Linked DNA regions of Mus musculus: region 2 is linked to region 1. The links are chromatin contacts, found by Hi-C in ENCODE. All regions are on one chromosome and are shown on one strand. Each heading gives the region's core, a stretch centred on a gene start or an enhancer-like site at or near the end of the contact. The rest is flanking DNA. Distances are from core to core; before and after follow the strand shown.

Region 1 (4,417 bases), core at 1,386-3,885:
AATCTGCAAGACTGATAAGCAACTATGAGTAACTATTGTGTCAGTTTGCTAAGAATATTAAAAGTATTTACTGTGACCTTGGGTAAGTCTTAAGCTTTCATTTTTATATTTACCTGTTCTAGTTTTGTAGGACTCTATAAGGATTACTTTATTCAAAAATATCTTTTAATCAAAGTACCATATAATAATGTATTAAAATTCACACTTTATTAAAGATCTTAAAAAAAAAAACCAGCCCAAACCTGGACATAGTATATACCTATAATCCCAGTGCCAGGGAGGTAAAGGCAGGGGAACAGGGGTTCAAGGTCATCTTCAGCTATGTCAGATGCTGCCTTGCCAAACAGATCAAAAGAGTGCGTGTAGACTCCTGCCAGTAGCAGCCCTTCTCTTAAACATCTCTCTCTATGGTTGGCCCTTGTATTGGAAGATCAGAAATTTGTTTAACAAAAAAGCAAACGGCTTTCAGAACGACAGTCTAAAACGCTGAGCTCAGTCTAACAGCCAGCCTCTGAGTGCTCACAATGTACTAGAGTAACCTAGGCCACACACAGGACCAGATCAGAGCTTGCTGCCTGACAAACTGTATTGCAGAAGGCCTTGTGAAAAGCAGCCACACACAACTAAGTTAGCAGCACTAGCACATCCCAGGTAAAGGAGAGGAAATACTAGAAAAATTTCCACTTTGGTTTCTGTAAGATGAATGGCTTTACCAGCCAAGAGTTTAAAGCATTCGGTCCAGACTATTGGCAATACCCACCAAAGCAAGAACCCATCCCAGTGTGGTCCACCCAGGTCTGAGTTTCAAGATAAAAATGCTGGGATGGAGCCCCAAAATGACGGTGGTGAGGGGGACCGAACGGGTCACACAACTCTCCAGCTCTCTTCAGTTTGTAGAGGTTCGGGGGCAAGCCAGTTACACAATCAGATATCAACTGTAGAAGCTCACTACTAGCTACAGTTGGAGACAGAGATTTGCAGGAAGAGATTACTGCAGCAGTCTAGGCACGACAGAAACGAGATTACCAACAAGGCAAGGAAATCAAACCACTCCAGGCCTGCTCCTACACAGCTGCTTCACGCTGCAACCCTGATTAGCTGAAGCACTGCTGTCTCAACAGAAGCGAAGCCTTCAGTGGGTCACAAATGCAGGACAAGGACCCGCGAGCGAGTTCACACCCGCCGCTCTAATAAGGCATCATACCCAGAGACCTCTGAGACTACTTTCAGGCAGAATCCTTACAAACGGAGCGGAAACGTGGGTTGCTGGCACACACCTTCAGTCCTAGCACTGAGATACTGAGGCACAGACAGGCTGGGCTGGCCTCACTCAAGAGACTGGTCTACATAATGAGTTCCGAGAACATTCAGGTTACATAGACCTTGTCTCCCCCCAAAACAAAACAAAAAACCCGAACGATCGAAAGACCGTTAGCATCCAAAGACAATTTCTGGGCAAGCCTTCCAACTCACTAGGCTGTAAACCTTGTCCGGAAGGATTTTCTTCTTTCTGAGTGCTGAAATCTTAAACAACAACACTCCTCTCTCTTACCTGATTCCACTGTCTCCTCCCCTTCAGGCAGAAGCCTGGCTTTCTTGGCGTTCTGTGGGGCATCGTCTCCATTGTCTTCATAGATATTCGACCATTTGATCGCCATGTCCAGCTCTGGCGGCGGCGGCTTCTTCTCAGTAGTGTAGGTCTCTGGGGGCGGCACGCAGTTGGACTTCCAGATCTTGAACTCCTTTGGAGGCTGTCGAGTAAGCACATTAAGAAACCCTGTGACGAACCGAGGTTCCCGCGATGGATACGAGCGCATGCACCTCCCTGCTCATCATTCTGGCTGACTTTCCTCTTTCTTTCTTTTTTAAAATCCTTTAGGCTTAAAAGACACTTTTTTTTTTCCATCAACATCACAACACTGTTAGGTGAAAAAGTCAAAGGGTTCCCTGGATAAATAAAGCTAATAACTTTTAGTTACCAAAGGAGGATGCAGTCCCAGATACTACGGCCAGGCTGACCCCTTCAGGAGGCTGCAGCAGAGACGCTGTCTTGGAGGCAGCAGCGCAGGCACTTCGGCGTCAAAGGGAAGGGGTCTCGGGGAGAAGCTGCAGCGGGGGGCGGGGAGTCACCACCGTTAGTCGTCGCCCGGCTGGGACCCCCGAGCGCGGAGGGGCGGGCCCGGGCTGACACCCCCCGGGCTCCCGGGGCCGTGGGGACGCGCGGCGCGGCGCGGGCTGAGTGCGAGCCGGGGGTGGGCGAGCGGGCGGAGGGGCAAGCGGGCGTCGGGCCCCGGGGCGGCCGCGGGGCCGGGGATCTCACCTCCTCCGGCGCTTTCACCACATGCCGCTCCCAGTCGATCTGCTTGTTGAGCGGGTTGTAGAGGAAGGCCGGGCGGGTCACGCTGCGGAACAGCTCGTCCGGGCCGGGCAGCCGCTTCTCCGCCTGCTTCCCGCGGCCGCCCGTCGTCGGAGCCGAGGCCGCCTCCTTGCGACCCGCGTCTTCCGGCTCGCTGTTCTCATCCGACGAGTCGGAGCTGCTGCTCCCGTAAGCCGCGAAGTAGCTCAACGGGTCCTTCTCTTCGGCTGCCATGACGGCCGCGGGTTCCCACCCTCTCTCGGCCGGAAGCCGGAAGCCGGAAGCCACGGCTGATCCCGCCCCCCAGGCTGGCGAGTTATCCATTTGCGCCCCCTAGCGGCGGAGCCGCGCTCCTACTCATGGGCGGAGATTGGAAGGATGCTGGAGGCGGGGATTCCACAGCCCTCAAGCAAGTTATTTATTTGTTTTTTCTTAAGGATCTCTGGGAAAAAGCAGCGGGAGCCTTAGGATACCCGGAGGGAAATCAGTGGCCACAGTCACACTCTGGGCTTGTAATTTAAAGCAGAGAAAAACCAAACATGCATACCTATAATCCTAGGCAAATTTGAGGGCCAGCGAGGTGCATGTAAGTCCTTTCTTAACAGCTAATACAGTGCAGGAGACGTTGTCTACCAAACAGTAAGAACAAGCAAGCAGGGGGTGGGGGCGCACACTTCTAACCCCAGCACTTGAGAAGATGAGACCGGAGTATTGCCACAAACTAGAGGTCAATGGTGAAATTTTACAGCCCCCCACCCCAAGTTGGTACCATTGTAAATATTTAGATCCCAGTTAAAAATGCCTGGTCAGAGGTGACATAGTCATTAATAACTTGCCATTTGGTCTGATTCTTATCTGCTAAATTCTACAGAAAAATACGAAGTCTGGTAATGGAACGGGCTAGACTGCCTTGTTCAGGTTTATATTCCTAGTATTTATTTTGGTGACCGTCCCTGGAGTACATCAAGGAATATTGCTGGGTTGTAATTTCTGAGATAATAGGTCTGAGTGTTTCTAGAAAAACTTCCTTCCGTCCAAGTACCTAGACTTGACAGAGATACAATTGTTCCCAAAGTACAAAGTCCTGGGTTACCCAAATCATCCTCAGATCTGACATCATTAGCAAATTCAGGGTCCCCTCACGCACCCTCCAGCCTGGTAATGTGACAAAATTGTAGAACCCGCTGAAAGCTGAGTAACCACGTGTATATAGCTACAGTTTACTGCAGCAAATATAGCATAAGTCCAACCAAGGGAAGATGGGCGAGGAGCGGTCCAGAGGAGTCCTCATTCAGAGCTTCCGGTTACCCTCCGGAAACATGAACCAAATCAGTGCAGCTCAGGAGGCAGAGCTCGCTGCCTGGTACTGGGTTCCAGTACCAGCACCCATATAAACTGGGCATGGTGGTGTGTATTTGTAATCTCAGCGCGTGGTGGAAATGGGGTGAATGTACAAGGCTCCGACACCCGTGGCCGTGCTTGTTTATATAATGAGTTTGGGGAAAAACCATAGGGAAGGTACATGGACAAGTGAAACCCCAGGATGTCCAGGAAACTTTAGAGTAGCATCAAGATGCTGGGCTGGCAGAAGGCTCTTAGATGGGGTAAAGAATCTCTAGCATTAAAAATTTAAACTTGAGAGCTGGAGAGATGGCTCAGGGGTTAAGAGCACTGACTGCTCTTCCAGAGGTCCTGAGTTCAATTCCCAGCAACCACATGGTGGCTCACAACCATCTGCAATGGGATCTGATACCCTCCTCTGGTGTCTGAAGACAGCTACATTATACTCATCTACATAAAATAAATATTTTTTTTCGAGACAGGGTTTCTCTGTGCAGTCCTGGCTGTCCTGGAACTCACTCTGTAGACCAGGCTGGCTTCGAACTCAGCAATCCACCTGCCTCTGCCTCCCAAGTGCTGGGTTTAAAGGTGTGTGTCACTACTGCCTGGCTTAAAATAAATAAATCTTAAAAAGAAAACAAAAAGAATATTTGGCAAGAAATAGCAATGGGTTCCTAAAAACTAAAGTAACAAAAATTTTTTATTTTTTACAAAAGCTAA
Region 2 (4,417 bases), core at 967-3,466, 870 kb before region 1:
GTTAGGGAAACAGGATCCACAAACAGGCAATAGATTTAGGGACAGCCCCCTTTCCAGTTGTTGGGGGACCCACATGAAGATTGAGCCCATACTTGGAGCCCAGCTGCTTATCAGAGAGACAGAACACTTCTATCTGTCTTAATTAGGGTTTTATTACTGTGAAGAGACACTATGACCAAGGCAACTTTTATAAAGGACACTTAATTAGGGCTGGCTTACAATCTTAGAGGTTTAGTCCAATATCATCATAGTGGGAAGCATGGTAGCACGCAGGCAGAAAAGGTGACGGAGCTGAGAGCTCTACATCTTGATTCAGAGGCAGCAAGGAGGGACTGTGTCACTGACCTTAGCTTGAGCATAGGAAACCTCAAAGCCCACCCCCACAAGGCCACACTTCCTCCAAGGCTCCACTTCCTAATAGAGCCACTCCCTATGGCCAAGCATTCAAACACACGAGTCTATGGATGTGATGCCTATTCAAACCACCACACTATCCCACTTCAGTTTTTGTGGGGGGTTCTTTGGTTGTATCTAGGAATCCAAAACGCCAGAGCTGATTAGCCAGAGAAACAGGTAAATTATCAATTTTACAAGTACTTGAAGATCTTCACAAATAGTAAAGTCTGAAGAAGTGACTGATACAGTATATATATATCGATGATAGTGCACTAAGTTCCTGGCATAGTCTGAAGAGATATATATGTAGGGGTATGTTTGAGAGTTATGTCACAGTTTATTCCAGTTCGTGGTATCCCCCAATTAATAGTATCTGGTGACTAAGGTTATTTTCTTATCTTGGTATGTAAAGGACATTTTCCCCACACAATATGGCTTGTTGAAATGAAAGAGCACCAATGGTCTATTCTGAAGTTATAACCTTTCAATTGATTTTAAATAGAAATAATAAATATACCATTCTGGCGCTTTTTGAGATGGTATGGCTTTACCTTCTTCATTTCAAGGTCTTCTAATTAGCTTTGGATAAGTCCTTTAATGTCTCTGTGCCTCTGTGGATCTTAAGTAAAACAATGATAGTCTTGCCACATTTGCATAGGGACTTTATGAGGAAACTAATTACTATTTGTACAACACTTAGAACGCAGTATACTTGGTGTACATGCTTGGTAATTTAACATAATTGCCAATAATAGAAGTATGAATCTGTTTAGAATCTTCCACTCACCGCTACTTTTTTTCCCCAATAACAAAACTTTTAAAATGTTCTGGGAAATCTCCTTAGCAGCCAACAACCATCCGTTCATTACGCGCCAACTGTGGTTTGTGCTGCAGACACAAAATAAACTTACATGGTCTCTGCCCTTCCAGAAGTTAATCTTTCTGTTCTAAATTTGGAATGCTTTTTTTTTAGATAGCAAAAGCTCAAAAAAAAAAAAAAAAAAAAAAAAACCAGAACAAAAACTACCAGAGGGCTAGGTGATTAATTTCTAATAACCTCACGGAAAAGCTCAAGTACTCTCAGATGCATGGAAGCGCAACAATCAATTGGGAATGCGTTTATTTTGAAATTTGTGACTGTGTTGATGCACATAACGTACTTGTGTAAAACAGGCAACACATTCCCATATCTCTCCTTAGAAAGCCTGACAGAATTTGTGAGGGCAATCAGGTGAGACCATGAAGAAGGAACTCGGGAAGGGATAAGCTGTCAAGAATGTTGGTGATTGACCTGGTGTGTTGGGAGAATACCTAGAAGAGCGAAGGGAAGAAGTTCCAATGACAGCTGGGAGCTGAGAAAAGACATTCCTGGCCAACGCTGACCTCAGGGTCAGCAGGGTCGGCAGGACGCGGAGGGGCGCACGCACGTCCCTGCAGCCACGCAGGAAGATCAAGCGAGAGCAACCACGGCGTGCGGAACGCGGGCCACACGGATGCGGGAGCAGGCCGAGCCCTGGCACTGTGCCCCCCGCCCGGCTCTGGGGCACCGGATGCCAGGCCGAGGAAGGATCTGGGGTGCTTCCAAACTAACGGTCCCCACGTCCCTCGCTACTTCGAGCTTAGCCTCCGCGGCCAAGCCCAGCATCCACGCAACAAGCAATAAGTTACCGCTACAACCCTGCACAGAGGGGCTCCCGCCCGCCGGGGGGCTTGACCGCGTCACTTCCGGCGCGCCCGCCCGGAAAGAGGCGGAGGTCGCAGTCCGGGTGTGCGGCTCCTGGGGACGCGCCGTGTCGGGGACGCGCGTGGAGGGCGGGCTCGGGAAGGGGGAGTGTCCGCGCGCCGCCGCTGCCGCCGCCGCCACCGCCGCCACCGCCGCCACCGCCACGGTCCCGGTCTCTGCCGGAGAGCTCTCAGCATCTCTCCCGGACACCCAGCCCCTCCGTGCAGCCGGACGCCGCGCTCTAGGGTCTGCGGGAGCCTAGCCAAAGCCTAGCCAAAGTTGCTGCCGACTGCGGGGCGGGCGGCGGGACGGCCCCGGTCCCCTCCCCTCCGTCATCCCTGCTTGCGGACTCCCGGGTCATGGGGAACACTGCGATCGCCAAGAAAGGCAGCGAAGTGGAGAGCGGTGAGTCGAGTCGAAGGCCCTGGCTGGGTTCCCGCCGGATGGGCCGCCGCGCGGTGCAGCGCCCTGGGCCGGTGTCCCCCCCAAGGCCGCGCGCGAGCCACGGGCCGGGCCTTGCAGTGGCCGCGGGGGCCGGCCGCCTCCTCCTCTGTCCCCTCCCCCACGAAGGCTCGGGGGTGAGGGCCAAGCCCCGGGGCTCACTGGAGAGAGGGAAGGCGGGCAGCGAGGTCCCTGTGATCCCCTTTCTTACTAGAGCGAGGAGGGCTGCCACGGTCTGGAACGCGTCCCCAAATATGGTCCTTTTGTGATCGCACCCTTAGCTCTTCTTTCTCCCAGAGCCCCCAACACCCAGACCCTCCTTTAAGGGAGCCACAGGTAGTACGTTTGGGTTGACTTGGCTTTTTCTCCTTCTCCTGGATGTATATCAGTTTTCTCACAAGGTGAGTGTCCGTGAGGGTCTCCAAAGGTGACGTTAACCCTTAGTGTCTAAGGCTCTTTCTTTCACCCAAGAGATTAGAGATGGCAGACATAAATACAAGCAGCAACTTTATCCATTCGAGGAAAAATAAGTGAGACAGCGTTGCGTTTACTCTAGACATCCAGGAATGTTCCAGGATGCCTGTAAAACTTAGAGGCATTTCAGAGTTGAAGTGCTTTCTTCCGAGAGCTGAAAGTTCAGACGTTCAGTACTGTGTACAAAATTTCAAGACAAAAGGGTCGTGGGAATTGAGTTTCTGTGTAGCAACTTGGTTTTATATGTAAGCATACACATATATGCGTGTTGTGTAACAGGCTGTGAGAAAATTGTGTGCCATTATTCGGCTCATATTATAATTTATAATTCACAATAATTAGAGAACGGTCCCTGACTTTTGTTACATTGCCATAGGTTAATGACATCTCAGTCCTTGAAGTAAGTCTGACAATTTGTTCGTGTTACTGTAAGTAACGTCTTCCATTGTGTCTGTGTTTATAACAGAAGAATGAAGCCAATCTTGTAATTAGCTTGAAGCAAACAGCTTTTGATTCTCATGAACAAAGCAGAGTTGAGTTGACAGAAGAGAGTCTAGCTATTGCTTTTGTGGAATGTAAACAACAGTCAGATTTAACGGGTTATGTTTCATCAATAAGGTTCGTTCCAGGGCATGGAACAGCAGGGCAAACTGTTGGTGAGCATGTGACAACTTGAAAAGCCGATGTAGAATTAGGACTTCCTTGTTATCTTAGTAATTGTGCAAATGTAGTAACTAATTGTACAGACTCACAAAAAATGAAGTATGACAAAATACTATATCCATGTAACATTGCTTTTCCCCTATTTCTCTTGTACAATGTATGCTAATTGTGTTATGAAAATATGCTTGATAGTTGGATCAGCCCAGTAATTTTCTTAGCAAGTGCTATCTTGCACAGTTCTTATATTTTTAATGATAGTCCACTCTCCAGCAGTCTATACACTTCCCCTAGACGATATGCATTTAAACTAGCAGCTATGACAAAGTCTTGTGTGAACTTATTTATAGAAACTGAAGAACATTAGAATCATTTGAAAAATATTGTGAAGTGTCGAAAGAAGACAGCAGATGTCCCATGGGATATAGGAGACGGTCATGGCTCAGCTCTCAGGGCTCACAGGGGGAAGTGTCAGCCAGGTGTGCTGGTGCTCTTCTGTAGCAAAGAAGTGGTACAATGTCATAAAACGTAATGACAGAACATGGCTTACCACTCTGTCCCCAACTCTTCTGTGTACTTTTCAGATGAATTATTCCTGAAAATTTGTGGCTCATATTTTAAATGTAATCATTTAAATTTCTCTTGATACACAGAATACACTTTAAGAGATACACTTAAGAGTTTAGTCTACGAAATCATCCTAACTCAAGACCCAACCAAGTG

Evidence for each region. A loop is a pair of places that touch in the nucleus more often than their neighbours do.
Region 2: a loop to region 1 is called in a map of heart, with 3 times the contacts of the local background. The contact joins the promoter of Prkacb here to the promoter of 2410004B18Rik in region 1. A Hi-C loop is called at or near these places in 1 of 37 maps with a recorded cell type or tissue (heart).

Annotation. Positions count from the first base shown.
Region 1 is chr3:145,936,232-145,940,648 of GRCm38, reverse strand. It overlaps 2410004B18Rik (RIKEN cDNA 2410004B18 gene), which reads right to left and starts at 2,635. Exons shown (of 3, transcript NM_025555.5): 1 at 2,321-2,635; 2 at 1,553-1,751. The coding sequence starts at 2,590.
Region 2 is chr3:146,810,745-146,815,161 of GRCm38, reverse strand. It overlaps Prkacb (protein kinase, cAMP dependent, catalytic, beta), which reads left to right and starts at 2,216. Exons shown (of 10, transcript NM_011100.4): 1 at 2,216-2,524. The coding sequence starts at 2,479. LOC115486180 (a long non-coding RNA gene) reads left to right here and starts at 2,532. Exons shown (of 2, transcript XR_003954577.1): 1 at 2,532-2,961.